2 separate regions of the Mus musculus genome follow, and region 2 is linked to region 1. A link is a loop called in an ENCODE intact Hi-C map of the cell type or tissue named here. Cell type or tissue: heart. All regions are shown on one strand. Links, peaks and the distances in the headings refer to the core of each region. The heading gives the core; the rest is flanking DNA. Region 1 has its middle 94 kb from the start of Trmt9b. Region 2 has its middle 21 kb from the start of Trmt9b.

Region 1 (8,339 bases), core at 326-8,325:
TTGTGAGGCTATGCCAATTCCTGGCAAACACAGAAGTGGATGTTCACAGTCAGCTATTGGATGGAACACAGGGCCCCCAATGCAGGAGCTAGAGAACGTACCCAAGGAGCTAAAGGGGTCTGCAACCCTATAAAAAAATAAAAAAATAAACCCTTTCCTCCCCAACTTGCTTCTTGGTCATGATGTTTGTGCAGGAATAGAAACCCTGACTAAGACACCCAGTATTGTCTCAAACTCTGTCATTACCCAACCTTCATCTTGCTTTTATGACTTGCATGTAATGCCACGCACACACCTTAGACAGGGACAACAGCTGATCACAAACATCTTGAGACGGTAGTTAAAACTCAGCCCCAACTTCTGTCTCACTAACCAGTCTCCACCTAACCATAGCCTTCCTCCTCTCTAGGCCCCTGTGAACTGTTGAATCTCTTTCCTAGCTTTGTCTACCTTGGCACGAGAGTGGGGTGAGGAGGGGAGAGCTTCTTACATTTACTTAATCATGCTTGTAAGATTGGCTGGGAAATAAATACACTTCTTTTTGATCCAGGCTACAGAGTCAAGGTTTAATAAATAAAACTGGATGAATAATTTTATGCTCTGTAACACCCATAAGACTTAGACTATGCATACACATGGCTCCTAAAACACTCTTAGTAAGTGAAACATGGAAGAACTATGGTCCTAACCTGAAAATATTTTCAACAGTTTCCTTTCAATAACAAGAGTCCCATGAGCACAAAACAGTTGTTCTGTGGATTTGAGTTGTCCCATGGCTGCAGTGTGGTTTAAGGTCTCCCATCTGTTTCCTTCCCTTGGTATTGCATGTGGGATGACTGAATATCACCCTCATAGACTGCTGATTTTACATGATGATAGGACACTGCACTCCACATGCATGTGAGATGGGAAAACCTGCACTCTGGAGCTGTCCAGAAAGCTCACTGTATGTGAGTGGGCTCAGGAAAGAAACCACTGAAACGGTTCTTCTGTGGTATGGTTAATGGGAAGGGGGTTTGTAGTGAATAAGAGGAAGAAGGTATCCAGAGGAGTCTAGAAGACTCCAGAGCAGAATAAAACAGTAGACTAGACATGGGTGATGCTAGGGAGGGAGGAGAGCAGGGGAGAATGGTGGGGGTTGCAAGAGATGGAGAGTAGAGAGCAAGAAAAGGGCTAACAAGAGCAGTGGGATAACAGGGCAAAGGGGAACACCTGGCTGCCATGTAGAGAACAAACAGCATCTGAGAGGAGGAGAACCTGGAAAGATCAGAAAGCCCAGGATGCTGGTACGGGGCTCTGAAATGTATAACTGGTTCTTAAGAATACTGGACTTACTGGGACTGAGGAGCGTGGTGGCTGCACAGACTTTACAGGTGCTGGTCAATGAAGCCACATGTCCCTTCTGCCAGGGGCAAGGGAAATGACTCCTTCCGGGGTCAGAAAACCTAGTTTGCAAGTCCCATAGGGATGCTGGCTTTTATCTAACCACCAGAAATTATTCTATAGTCTAGTGTGAGCTCATTTCCGGACAGTTGTACTTTCTGAGACCTTACAATCGCAGGTGGCCAGCATTTGTTTTGTTTTGTTTTGTTTTGTTTTTAAAAAGAAGAACAAAAACAAAGAAAATCTACAACGGCGCTTACCTAATAATCCAGTTTGGGTGAAAATATGTTGAATATACTTTATTAATTCTTTGGGAATGTCACACATGCATAGAATGTACTTTAATTCACTCCCCAGTTCCCCTAACTCCTCCCATATCTACACCCCATTTCTTAACCCCCTCCCAACTGCATGTTGTCCACTTTGTCTGGTTTGTGTTACCCATATACACATGGCTGTGGGGCCACCTACTGGAGCATGGTTGACCTTCCAGAGACCTCATCCTTAAAGAAAATGATGTTTCCCCAGAAGCCAAGCTGTCTATAGTTAGGGGTGGGGGTTCTGAGCCCACCCCCTTCACGGTGGAATGATGACTGGCTTGATCTTGGGCGGGTCTTATGCTGAAATTATTTAACCTCACATGTATTTCCTTGTAATAGGGAGTAGTATCCTCCAGGACTGTTGCTAAGGCGCACTTTTGGGGAAGTATTGATTTAATGGACATACAGAAGTCTCATAGGAACAAAATTCACACAAGTGAGTTCCTTCCAGGGCCTATATTTTATATGGTTGGCGTGCTGAAAACTCAGTTAATAGAAATCCTGAGGAGATAGCTAAAAGCTCAGTTGGTGGGCATGAGAGAATGAATTTGATGTTCAGAACCCACTTGAAAAGTTAGGTGGGATGGTTGTATACTGACAACCCCGGCACGAGGCAGGCAGAGACAGGAGGATTGCTGGGTCTTGCTGGCAAGCCAACCTAGCACAGCTAGCCCCAGGTCCCGGTAAGAGACTATCTCTCAAATAAACGAAGCAGTGCCTCCTGAGGCTTGACTTCTGGTCTCCACATGTACACACATGTACCTGCACATACATGAATGCACATGTGTGTGTGTGAAAGCACAACTGAAATGCATGTACTCTGCTCCCTTGATTTGGGGTAACATTTACTTAATGACTAGTTCATTTTGTATGTTAGGTGTAAAAGCAAATGTGCCCCAACACACGTACACGTACACGTACACACACACACAGAGTTAATAGAACAATGTATGAGATGATATCTTGACCTCTATTACATACATGAGTGGTTATGTTACATAACATGTAGTTCTGAATGGCCCTGAGGTTATGAACTATTCTTGATAGCAGAGTTCAGTATCACTTTCCTGATACTAATCTCAAACAGAAAGTGGACCAAAATGTTCATGATGCCTTAGGAAATGCATACTGTCAGTTCCAGGACCGAGTCTTTGACAGAATGCATTGGATTTTCTTAGTGGATTTTCCACAACTGAAACAATGAATCTGATTTCTCATGCAGCCTGCCATCTGTTTAAGACCTACGAGACAAATCTTTCTCTCTGCAAAAAAAAATGCTAGGCTGAACAATCATACCAAGTAAGGAAGACACACACAATGTAGAATCCTTTGTGGGGACTCTGAGATGAATGAGTTCTTCTGAATGCTGTCAAATTGCAGTGAATCCCATTGCAAACTTCACCAGCTCCATTCTAGAGACAAATGTGCCAGGAGCTTAACTTTAAAAGAAGCTTACAAACTTTTAATAGCCTGCCACCAGAGGCAGCTGGATCTGAATCAAAGCTGACTTTCCAGTTTGCATTAACTCCTGGGCCAGCTCCTGGATGACACGCAACTAAAATTTGTCTTGAACACGTCTTCTCACTTCCCACGAAATAACTCAGTATTTTATACCTGCCAGCTTTTTCAGAAAGTACCTAATATTGAATCAGTGAGTCACAGCACATGGTAATATCATTCCATAAATAAAGGCAATCTGGAAGTAAGGCTGCGTCGGATACTTACTAAAAAAAAAAAAAAAAACCAACATAGAGAAACAGAAATGTGCCTGAAAATGCATAGACCACAGGGACCACCTGACCTAGATATCACAGAGAGAGAAGGCTCATGTAGAGAACGCTTAGTTCACAATAGCAGCACGTGGCCGATAAGTGGGGATCAATTAAGATATCTGATGGGTTGGCTGTGCTTCAGCCTGTGTGACAAGATCAACTTCCACCTAGGAAGAGCAGACCCACGATCAGACAAGCAACCACTTCATCCTGGCAGCTGGAGTCCATATCAAAGTGGCCCCTGGGTGGGGTAGCATTAAAGAGGCAGCCAGTCACGGAGGCAGGATCCCCACCAGAAAGATGAAGATTGATGAGGTCATCACATGAGGGTTGGCAGCAAGGGGTCCAGGTTGGCAAATTGAGGGGGAGACTCAGAGAAGTCCTTTCTGGAACCCATAAGAGGAGAATCTCTAAATAGTCTGAGAAATAAGTGGGAGAAGTTTTGGGGGGTTGGGGAGTGTCAGGTTCTTAGCAATTAGCCACTGCGTGGGAGTGTTGAGCTCACAAAAGTGCCAGGCTGGTTAGAGACTGCCTGGAGAGGGCATTTCTGTGTTCGATGCCCAAGCTGATGGAGTCCTTTAAAAACTAAACGCTATGCAACAAAAAGTGTTGGCTATATTGGTCACATTGACTGTTATCTGTTTTATTTAGCACCCCCACCCCACCCCAAACACACATTTTCTGGAACAAAGATCCAGTCTTCTGAAAGATAATGTATGGCAAACACAGTATGGTACCCAGAGGTCACTGGGAGTAGTGAACATACAGACTTGTCCCTAAGAGCAAACCGATGAGACATCTGCGTACGCAGGAGTCTGATTTGAACAGTGTGAATGCTTGTCAGAAGTTGCTTGTGGGGAGCTCTACAAATATTTAAAAATAAAGCCAACAAGTTCTAGATGAGAAATCGCGGGCCCATATGTCTGAGGGCAGGAACTCGCACATTGAACTCTGGCAGAACCATTCGCTTGCACAAAAGGCCACCATAACCTTGCCCAGAAAACACTGACGCGAGGAAATCTGCCCAGCAACTGCCTGCTTAACCTTGGACTGATGCCACTATTGTTATTGATCCTCCTTACCAAGGGTAATTGCTTCAAAACAACTTATGTAAGCCTTTCCATTTTGCCTTAAAAGCCCTCGTCTCTCTTTGTATCCCTAACTCTGTACATCGTTTATTATGGCACACAACTCCCGGAAATGATAGCTTTATTGTTTTGGGTGAATCTTCCTTCATTTGTTACTTTAGGTTGACGATAGCAACAGAAGCATTTATTTCATAATGGGGCGCTTCAAATGCCGCCTGTGCATTTAACATTAGACAACTGCAATGTGTGACTTTTAGGTGTTCAGCTAGCTGCGTGATTCTGAACTATTTATGAGTGAAATAATTAGGATTCTGATATTTGAGTCGATATAAGAATTGTTCAGAATAGACTGAGCAGGTGTGTTCGTTAGCTTTCTACCACTGTAATAATGCACAAGGTATTCATCTTAGACAGGAAAAGGTCTATGCTGCCTCAGAGTTTTAGGGGGTCTAATCAGGCAGACTAGCTGTTTCCGGGTTTCCAGTGAGAATTCCCGTGACAGTGGTAGGGAGCATGGGACACAGCTGCTCCGCTTATTACATGAAGGCAGAGTGAGAAGAGAGTCAGGGTTCTGTGATCCCCTGTAGAGTGGTCTCCCAATGACCTAAGGATACCTTCCTTAGGTTCCGTTTTTTTTTTAAGAGTTCTCCACCTAATAGTACCTTCTTGGGGACTAAATATGCAAACCATGGGTCTTTGGAGGACATTAGAGAGTATGCACAACAAAACAATGCTGCCACAAGATAACGGCTGGAAGAGTTTGATAATACTATTTTCTGTACATCTGTGAATGTTAATTATTTTCACAATTATGAACAGGAATGAAAGTACGAATCATTGACGTTTCCCCCTGGAAACAGAGCAAAAGAGGCTGTTTTCTCCCACACTGCTCTGCTCACAGTGGCCAACAGCCCTCTTCTCTACAGAAAAGTAGTTTCCCCACTAGAGTAGACGTGTCTATTGTGAATGGGAGGCATCCTGTAGGCAGGAGAGACTGTGGATGGGAAATAAGGGTAGGGTGATTACACAAACCCACAGAGGTGTTACACACCAATGGGAGGCTGTTGTTACACACCAATGGGAGGCTGTTGGTCATATAGGTAGCATCCACTTGTTTACATGGAGAAATGTATATGTACGTATATATGATCATAGAAATGATGTATTGCATTTAATATATTTAACAAGTGTTGGTACTGCATTTAAATGTGTATTCCATCTGGGCTTTATTTTAGAGCAGGGAAGAAGTATATAATTTCCTTCCCCAAATCATGAGCCTGTCACATTGACTGAACAAGTCACAGTTTGCCCCACAGCGCGGTAAGTCATGCTAATCGAATCCCACCTCCTAAGGTCTGCTCAGCCTAGTCGATTCTTTGGGTCTGCATATTTTAGCACCTATGTCACTGTGCAAACGATGCTGGCATGGAATGTGATACAGAAATCGGAAAGTTCAACTTCCCTCTTATAAAAATCATTTCAGTTTCGTTTGCATTTTAAATTCCTTCCTACTACTTTGCATTTTCAGATAAAATCTAAAATAACCTTGCCAACTTTCTTACCGAATGAATTTTAAATTATACTTTTATTACATTCATATATTCTTTAGGTGGGATTTAAAGAACCCTGAACATGCGAATGGGTTTTCTGAAAATTACACTTTATGTATTATAAAAATCCTCTATCAGAGAATATAAAATGCATGGTACATTTGATTTTCTTTTAAGAAGCTAAGATCCTACCTTCTAAAATTCTTAGTTCTTTGCTTAATGTTTCTTCTAGAATATATCAAGGTAAGTCTTTACTTCCAGGATTTTGGGCAATGTAGATCCTGAACACATAACTGTCTTTGAATACTCTTTATTTCTAGTGTATGTTTGAGTTTCTGATGAATACTGTATTTTTAGCTTTTGAATCTAGCTGAATGTCAGAGCACTACCTAGTGCCCACGTTTGGAAGTTGGGCTCCCCCTGCTGGTTGGTTTAATAACTTTCTCCCCCTCTCAGGGCCCTTTAAAATGAAATTCTGTCCTCCAGTATATTGAGAGAAAGATAAAAGTACTTGCTCGCTGATGTGGTCAATTGCCTATGTGGATAGAATTTATTGATGTGAGGCCTATAAGATTATATAACTAAAGCCTGGCAGTGATGGTGTGTGCCTTTAATCCCTTTAATCCCAGCACTCAGGAGACAGAGGCAGGCCCATCTCTGTGATTTCAAGGCCAACCTAGTCTATGGAGTGAGTTCCAAGGACCTTGAGGGCTACCCAAAGAAAAAACACCACAGATACACGGGCACATAGATACACAGATACACGATAGATAGATAAATAGATAGATAGACCAATTTTAAAAATAAAATAATAAAAAAATCCAATGTAACCAATTATAAAGTGCATGAACCAGGAATGAAGAAGAAATAGCTGTTACTTGAAGGCACTGGTTGTGTGGTTGTCAGTGGTTAACAGCTAGCTTTCTGAGGAGCTTTCCTTGTGGCCTCTACTAATTTTTCTGGTGCCGATACATCAACTGTGATCCACTGAAAGCTTAGAGTTTGATGTCACTACACATGGAGCTATAAAGCATGCGATACTTAGCTCTATCAACTACCACATGAGAAAGCTTGATTTAAATTTTGTTCCCTGCACAGTCTTAATAAAAGGGCATGGTGCACAGAATAAAATTCAAACACCTTCAAATTATGGAGATCCAAATTTAATCCAACTCCGTGGCTTTCTGGTGTTAAGCAGTGTGTTCTTTGGCTCTGAGAGTCTTGGTGGCTAAAATGAGCTTTAACATCTACCTTTCATGCTTATTTAAAAAGCTAAATTAAGTAAGTAATATTTTTAGTTAAATGGTAAATTAATTTTCTAAATGCACACGTAGGAGGAAGGCCTATCTAAGGACAAGATAACCAGACACAGGATATTTATCCTGTGCCGGACCCAGGCTACTAAGTTAATAATTTAGTGAAACTTTCTCCCTCTTTCTGCTTTTCTGTCTCTCTGTCTCTTACACACACACACACACACACACACAACACACACAAATAAAAAGTTGTGAAAATTACGTGTGGCCATTGCACGCCTGTTAATTCCAGCATCTGGGAGGCAAAGGCCGGGAGATCGGAGCAAGTTAGAGTCCAGCCTGGTCTGTATTGCAAATTCCAAGTCAACCCAAGAAAGCTGTGTCGTGAAACTTTGTATCAACACATTAAAAGGGAAAAATTAGAAGCTGGCCATGTAAACCAGTGACAGAACCTGTCATGTTCCAGGCCCTGGGCTCTATCTTCAGTCCTACAGGAAATGAGTGTAAGTAGGGCTTTATACTAGTCAAGGTCTCGGGAGTTGTCTGGGGTCTTACCCCATAGAAGTGAGGAGAGTGCTTATTCAAACGTCTAAGGGATATAGAGTCAGACTTCTAAAAGTTATGAGTAATTATTTGGAATGCTTTCATGTATAACCTAATATCTAAATTTTACGGTGATTTTGTGTTTAATTTTTTTGTATCAAGGAGAAAGTTATATATTTTAAGACGAACCATTTCAACCAGTTGTGGCTCATGGCTATAATCTCAGCACTCAGAAGGTTGAGGTCGTGGGATTTCCTGAATTCAAGAGCATCCTGAGATTCCTAGTGAGTTCTAGCCAGGCTGGGCTACAATAGCAAGACTCTGTTGTAATCCACCATCACTAGCAGCAGCAGCAGCAACAACAACCACAACCACAAATTGACCTTTGTAAAGTATATTATTCTACACAGTGTATTTACAATGGTAT
Region 2 (8,339 bases), core at 308-8,307, 74 kb before region 1:
CACAGTCTGACTTGGGAAAATGTTCCTATGTACTACCAATGATCAGCATCAGCAAGTATGGGGCGTACATCTTTAATCCCAGCATTTGGGAGGAGGAGCTAGGAAGCAGAGGAGTCAGAAGGTAACGCAGTGCGCTTCTGTATGTGCCACATAGTAAGCCTCTGTGCGACACAGGAGCAAACAGGAAGCCAGCCTACCAACCGAAAAAGAATATGCTCCCCTTAGTTATTACAGATAACGTCAAATCATTTCCCAAAATATAAAAATATATTAGGGTCCAAATGACATCATTTTCCTATAAGGAAAATGATGCTTTTGAGCTTATTATTATTATTATTATTATTATTATTATTATTTTGTAATTTCAAACACCAAGAAAGAGACACAGAAAAATGTAAATATTTACAATTCATTCTGACCCTACTATTCTCTGCTTCTAGAAGCAAATTTGATAGGGAATTTTTTTTAATTAGGTATTTTCTTTATTTACATTTCAAATGTTATCCCCTTTCCTGGTTTCCCCTCTGAAAATCCCCTATCCCCCTCTCCCCCTGCTCCCCAGCCCTCCCACTCCCATTCCTGGCCCTGACATTCCCCTATACTGGGGCATCAAGCCTTCACAGGATCAAGGGCCTCTCATCCCATTGATGACCGACTAGGCCATCCTCTGTTACATATGCAGCTAGAGACACAAGTTCCACCATGTGTTTTCTTTGATTGGAGGTTTAGTTCCAAGGAGCTCTGGGGGTACTGGTTAGTTCATATTAATGTTCCTCCTATGGGGCTTCAGTCCCCTTCAGCTCCCTGGGTACTTTCTCTGTCCTAGCCTCCCCACTCCCTCTAGACACTGCATATACCACACTGCACACATATACATATATGCTGGCACTTGGAAGGAACAATAATCTCCCAGAGATTCAATAAAACGTCAAATCTGAAAATTTATCAGTAAAATTTGGCAGCCAGCCCAGACTGGTCCCAATCTCGCAATCCTTCTGCCTCAGTCTGAGTACAGGATTCCAAGAGTGAATCCACTTATTTGGTAACATGACACACTGGATCTTTGGCATGAGGCTGCTCACTGAGCTATGGTGATCTTCCATGCATGAGCAGAACTGTTAAACAGACTCAAGACCCCACCCACACTCGACAACAGTCACCGATGACATCAGAAAATGCAGAAACTTACGTTTCACTTTTAAGCTTGAATTTTACCATCAGCAAATAAAACTGTCAGTTTTCCCATTGGAAAATGAGCTATTTTTTTAAACCTATTTTAAAGAAAATATCTACAAAACACACAACTTTGAATACCAAGAATTTTCATACACTGTTTTTTTTTATTTTAAGTAAAAAAATAAATTAGCCAAAACAAAGTTACTCAAATTTGGAATGTATTCATACTGCATTGAGATGAATTTAAGAGTTACTTGCCAAGCAAAATATCGGGGGTGGGGAAGCTGGTGAGTTATTAACCTATGACTTAGCAGAGCTTTTGGAGGTCAGGATTGAGAACAGGGAACTGTGGAACCCAGCTATATTTCCTCTACTGCTGGTACCGACATTTTTTTTTTTTTTAGCAGTCATTTTGAATCACCTTGCTGGACTGAGTAGCCAGATTATTGACAAATATAGATCGAGCGCCTGTGCCAAACACTGTTGTTCTTGGTCCTAAGTATAATGAAACCAAGCTGTAAAGCTTATTTTTAAATAAGATGATCAACATTTAAACAGATAAGCCGCATTCCATATCTTATATGTGCTGCGAAGAAAAGCCAAGTAAATACAGAGAGCACAGATGAGACTATCCGTAGGGAAGTAGAGAAGAGGGGAAAGAGCGGAGGGGAGAGGAGGGGGGAGAAGCAAGGGGAGGGAAAGGGAGTAGAAGGGAGAGGAGAAGGGGGGAGGGACAGGGAGGGGAGGGAATGAAAGGGCACTCACCTCTGACTCTTCTCACTCTCACTGTACCCTGAATCTGACCACGTCTCACCATCCCCTTACCTTCTACAGTGGGAAAGAGAAAGAAGGGGATGGGGGCGGGAGGGAACAAAACTAATGCCTGTAGATTTGAAATAGGGAGATGATTCCAAGAGCCCCAGGCAGTGATGTAGGCATCGTCAAATTGAGACATCAGACCTGTGGGGAGCAGAGGAAGACTGAGTTGTGACATCAGTGCATCGTGCTGTTGATATGGCAACGGTCATGTCAAGGGTCCCAGAGCAGAGGCTCCCTCAGGGGACGGAGTTTGTGTTGAGGGTGTGAAGAGAATGTCCATATGGTCTCCTACCTCCACCCCTGCTGTTTGTATTGTAAAGACTGTTTCTCTACAGACTGCGATAAGCTAAACCTGTCCTCCTGACCCAGCTGTACACCCCAAACCCTGCCTCCTTAGGTAATAAGCCTACATCCTTGTCCAGCTGTAGATGATACCCCCGCCTCCCTGTTCAACTCTCTATAATAAACACTGCTGAACTTCCAATGTGTTGAGGGCTCTCCATCTTCAGAGCTCAGATCACTTGATCCCAGCTTTTCGTATGTGCGCCCATCTGTCAGTCTTCTCTTCATTTTCTCACCACCCTAGACAACTCAGGTAGCAAAAGCCCTCGGGATAAAGAGTCAAGAAAAACACCAGCAAGTGACTGAGGACGTCGGGTTTATGACTGATGGCAGCAAAAGAGGCCACAGCATGAAGAATCATTCGGTGAGGGGTGTAAGAAAGGACCAGTCCAAGATGAGTGATTGTGGGAAAAGACTAGAACAGCTCCATTGTGGACCAGCTGTGTTATCAGCTGACGTGGGCTTCCTTAAGAAGAAACTCATATATTAGTCCACTCTCAAAGCATCCTTTTCTAAAGCCATAGTGTACTGGCTGGTTTTATGTGTCAACTTGACACAGGCTGGGGTTATCACAGAGAAAGGAGCTTCAGTTGGGGAAGTGCCTCCATGAGATCCAGCTGTGGGGTATTTTTTCAATTAGTGATCAAGGGGGAAAGGCCCCTTGTGGGTGGGACCATCTCTGGGCTGGTAGTCTTGGTTCTATAAGAGAGCAGGCTGAGCAAGCCAGAGGAAGCAAGCCAGTAAGTAACATCCCTCCATGGCTTCTGCATCAGCTCCTGCTCCCTGACCTGCTTGAGTTCCAGTTCTGACTTCCTTAGTGATGAACAGCAATATGGAAGTGTAAGCTGAATAAACCCTTTCCTCCACAACTGCTTCTTGGTCATGATGTTTTGTCCAGTAGTAGAAACCCTGACTAAGACACATAGCTAAAACCTTTATGGGGAAAGAAGCTCAGTGGGCCCAGAAGTATGTCAGACTGTCATCTACCCAGCGAGCTGAGCATGTCAAGCGATCTGTTAGGCTGTCTTTCCTTCTTAAAGACCTTAAGCTGAGCACACTCAGTTGTGTATATGTGAAGTCAAGCACACTCAGGAATGTGCCTATTGTCCTGTGGGCATATATAGATTCCTTAAAAATACATTTTCCCCCATGTATCCCCCGCTCGATGAGGGTCTTGCTTTGGTAACAGCTCTTGTATTGCTGTTAATAGCTCATGCTGCCTGTAGTTATTCTTTCTCTTCTTGTTTATTTCTTGGATGTGTGAACTCTATTGAGCTCAGTGCTGTCAGGAAGAAGGTATAATCCTATCATTGGCTGTCTTATGCATGTTCCTAAACTCTGAGACTCTAAGATCCTCACTTCTACAGAATCCAAAAATTCAAGCCCCTCAAATCTCTGGCCTTGACAGCTAGAAGCCCCCCTTTGAACTGAGAGCCCCTTTTCATAAAGCTAATCCATTATGAATTTTATTGAACTAAGGTTTTTCTGGGAGTGAGTGGGTGGATCAAGATGGTTTATGGCACAAACATTTGGCAAGTGTGTTATGTTTTAAATCCAATAAACATTTTTGTAAAGATTTGTTTATTTTTCTTTTATGTGAGTGTTGATACTGTGTGAAAAAAAAAATGTTCACCATAGCCTAATCCCTTCCCTGATGTTTGTGGCCTGAAGACTGTTCCCCTACAGAAACTGCTCCTACTGGGATTAGCTAAACCTGTCCCCTTCATCCAGCTGTATACTACAAACCCGGCCTCCTTGTTCAGCCTTGTGCTCTAACCTTGCCTTCCTATTTGGGTGTTTTATCTGCGTGTATGTCTGTGTATCCCACGCATGCAATACCCAGGGATACCAGAAGAGGGCGACAGATCCCCTGCAACTGGAGTTATAGGCAGTTGCAAACTCTCGTTAGAGTACTGAGAATTGCACCCTATCCTGTGGAAAAGTCAGTTCTTTTAACTGCTGAGCCATCTCTTCAGCTCCTTATAAGTGTTTCTTTTCCCTTTGGGGGTCTATTCTGTGGGCTGAACCTCTGATTTCTTTTTCTTTGCTGAGATGATGCTACGCACGGCTTTTTATTTATTTTTTTATCTCTGTTCCTGTCCCGTTTGTCTCTGCCTTCCCTAAGCAGAGCTACCTATCCAGGCGTTCCCAGTATACACTTCACTTCTTCCCAATGGAAGTCGGCAAACATCAGGCTCATAGGCATTCAGAATTTAGTCTCTGGGTAACATCGGATTGGTTTGAGAGGACAAGCTGGTTCACTTCTATCCTGTAACAAGTCTATGAAACCATTCTTCTCCGTGGTTGTTTCGATGATTAGAGATGATGTCATTTGTGATGTGTGTGATACCCAGTAATGCCTAGGGACCTCCCCTTCAGGTAGCAATTCTTGTGACTTAAGCTTTTACATTCTAAAGATTTGTTTAGGGGCTGGAGAGGTGACTCAGTGGTTAAGAGCATTGACTGCTATTCCAGAGGTCCTGAGTTCAATTCCCGGCAACCACATGGTGGCTCACAACCATCTGTAATGGGATCTGATGCCCTCTTCTGGTGTGTGTCTGAAGACAGTGGCACTGCACTCATATCAATAAAATACATCTTTTTATAAAAGAGATTCATTTAGTTTTATTTTTATGTGTATGAGTGCTTTGTTCAAATGTATGTCTGCATGTCACACGCATGCCTGGTGTCCTCAGAAGTCAGAGGGGCATTGGATCCCCTGGATCTGGAGTTACAGAGGGCAGTGAGCTGCTATGTGACTGGTGGGAATCCATTCTGGACCCTCTGGAAGACCAGGCAGAACATTTAACCACGAGCCATCTCTCCAGCCCGTTTTATATATATATATATTTGTGTGTGTCTGTGTGTGTGTGTTAAAGACAAACATGGAAAGCAGACTGTTCACAGTCGGAGTCTGAGGTCCTTCCCAAGGAAAGGGTCTCCCCATTCCACTACTCTGTTCTCTCCCTACTCAGTTTGAATGAGTCCATAAAACCTCATACACGGGCTTTTATTTCTTATATGCTGGTCACCGTGGGAGCTGAAGCGAAGGGAATATGCACATGGGAAGACTTTAAAAGATGATATATATTTCTCTTCCTTTTCATAATCAGTTCCCATCTAATAGCTAGAGGACCGAAGGGACTTGAATTTAATGTTCTAGCTTAAATTCAATGTTCCAGGAGCCTTCCAACCTGACAGCAGTGAGATTCTTAAGTCTATTAGTGTATGGTTCCAGGAATTTCAGAGTGAGGCCTCTGTCGAGTGAGATGCAGGCGGAGATGCGTTTGTCTCATCTGTTTAAGACCATGGAATGGAAGCAGAATCACTGGAGCGATTCAGCCACAGCATCCAACCCTTCTGTCGGGTCCTTATCCCTCCGCTTTTAATTTATGACACATGCACCACTTCCCTGCCAGCAGAGATGGCACTTAACTGTTGATTCAAGAGCTTGGCAGGGCTTGGCAGGGCTTGGCAGGGCTTGGCACAAGGCACCAGACACTGGAATGCATTTACAAATTAACCTTGCTGCTCCATCTTCTCCCTGTGCCCTCCCATCTGGGAGAGATGCCTTTAACAACCAAGTACTGGGGTGACACTCTAAAGCTCCAGCTATAGAGTATGGCTCCAAGAAGAAATTTTCAAGTCACATTCAGTTGTCATCATGAACATCTCTCTGTCCACCAGCAATTACCCTAGACGTGTGATGTATCGGAGCTCGCTCTCTCTCTCTCTCTCTCTCTCTCCCCCTCCCTCCCCAGACTTCTGCCTTGTTTGGTTTCCCAGGTTCCTTGATGCTCATCATAACGCCCTTCTCTGTAGTGGAGAAAAATCCTCATTAGGTACTTAAATACCCAATGAAGAAATTAAGAAGCTGAGAGAATAGTTCAGGCAGTAAAGCGTTTGCCTTGCAAGTAGGAGGGCCTGAGTGGAGTATCCAGAACCTATCCCAAAATACCAGACCTGGTGGTACATGCCTGCAATCCCAGCACTGGGAAGGCAGAGACAGGAGGGTCCCTGGACCTCACTAACCAGCCAAGCTAGCCTAAAGATTGACCATTAGCAAGAAAACTCTCAGCTTCAAGTTCAATGGGGGGGGGGGGGAGAACGCTTCAAAAGATGTGCATCTGCACAGTACACACATGTACCTGAACACACATGTATAGCTACACAAACATGAACACGCACACGTGCTTTTTTAAAAAGAAGAAACTGAGTACTCTGCACATGTGGATGCTGGAGCCCCCGGAAGGGTTTCTGTCATTCTTTGAGATGAGAGTCCACGTTTAGGCTTTAGTGTCTGACGAAGCAAACTGTGAGTCTTTGTAAAAGAATCCACAGGCCACACAGCTCTAAAGTTCTCTATGCCTTCTCAGGAGAAAGCTGTCTTCAGAGTATACATACTACATTCTAATCAAGGCAGTCTCTCTGGCTACCTAAACAGCAGCTTATCTGAATTAAAATGCTCCTCTCTGGGGCCACAGGTCTTAGCTCTGGGGGGCACAGTTTGACCATTAGCAAGAAAACTCTCAGCCCAGTCAAGGTGATCTACAAACAAACTTAACTCCAGCGGGGTGCAAACACTAGCATCTAGGGACTTTAAATAGCCAAGAGACAAAAGCAATGGCATAGGACACATTACAGTCCACACTAAAGAGTGGACCAGCATCACTTGGCTATAATTGTATTTATCCCTCATTACAAGGCCAAGCAACTTCCTGGATTCAGGACTCAGCGATGTCCTTCTTCCCCCATCTCCTGTTCTTCCCCACTTCCTTCCTTTAAGAGGGACATGTAAGGGGGCTGTCTTCTGCTGCTGCTTTGGGAGCCTTCTGCTCACAGCTCCGTCCCAGCCTTCTTGCTATTCTGATGCAATTTTTTCATTAGCAAATGACATAGTGGCCCTGGTTGAATCCTCTGACTGAGATGTCTATTAAGTTCATAGATGAGATTAAGTCAAGAGAATTGAAAAGATTTGTAATCCCTTTGATGCAATCATTCATTTGTAAATCTAATCACAGCAATAGGCATAGGGCTAAAGATCTTTCCTCACCAAGAGGGAGGTTCTTTTACTAGGCAAGAGTCATCTCCTGGCGAGAGGGGACCATTCAGTAGGATTTGGAGTTTTCAGTTCATTAGGAGCAGATCTACAAAATCAGGTCGCTCTCCCAGGTGAACACTGGTAAGGACAACATAAAGGACTTACAGGACATCTTATCCTATTTCTTCATATTCTCTGTGACCGAAGAAGATGGTACAGAAAGGTAAAGAAAGGCCCTAGCTGATACAATAACAATAATTAAGAGAAAATCATGTTTGCGACCAGCCAATCCAGGTTGGAACGCCTCAGAAAGGGTGGCCTGGCTTTTGAGGAGGGTGAAAGCTTGGCTCCATCAGCGGCAGTGAGGAGTGACCACAGAAAGGGGAACCTCGCCACGGAAAACCCCCAAGTCCAAAAATTCTACCTGCCTGGGTTTTCTTTTTCTTTTTCTTTTTTCTCTTTTCTTTTCTTTTCTTCTTTTCTTTTCTTTTCTTTTCTTTTCTTTTCTTTTCTTTTCTTTTCTTTTCTTTTCTTCCCTTTCCTTTCCTTTCCTTTCCTTTCCTTTCCTTTCCTTTCCTTTCCTTTCCTTTCCTTTCCTTTCCTTTCCTTTTCTTTTCTTTTCTTTTCTTTTTTTCCAGTGAGAATTTAGTTCATGCAAAATGTCTAAGTAAAGCTAGCTAGCCCCTCAGCTCTGGGAATCTGTGATCTCTCCTGTACCAGTGGGTTTTTTTCTCTATAATCATGTTGATGTTTCCATGGAATACAGTTTCGAATGAATGCAGCAAGGGCTTGTGGAAGCTGGTCTAAATGCATTTAATTCCTCTTCTCTCATGTAGACATTCAATTTTTCAGCCCGGCAAATCAATACGTGGACATGTTATTTTAAGTTCTGAAATTAACGGCCAGCAGCACTGAGAAAGTAGGAGCTGGTAGAAGTGATTGCGTTAGGGGATAGAAACAG

What was found. Hi-C counts contacts between places; a loop is a spot of excess contacts. Peaks named below come from ENCODE experiments on the same cell type or tissue, not always from the same donor. Only the 100,000 strongest peaks of a DNase experiment are listed, where the experiment ranks them.
Region 2: it touches region 1 in a loop (2.4-fold over the local background); 7 of 42 quality-filtered maps call a loop at or near these places.

Annotation. Positions count from the first base shown.
Region 1 is chr8:36,359,644-36,367,982 of GRCm38, reverse strand. No RefSeq gene overlaps it. Among named protein-coding and RNA genes, the nearest start is that of Trmt9b, 94 kb to the left of the region's middle. In heart, for the core only: a CTCF peak has its summit at 1,850 (motif pointing left); a DNase peak (open chromatin) is centred at 4,482.
Region 2 is chr8:36,433,346-36,441,684 of GRCm38, reverse strand. No RefSeq gene overlaps it. Among named protein-coding and RNA genes, the nearest start is that of Trmt9b, 21 kb to the left of the region's middle. In heart, for the core only: a CTCF peak has its summit at 4,186 (motif pointing right); no DNase peak of the experiment used is centred there.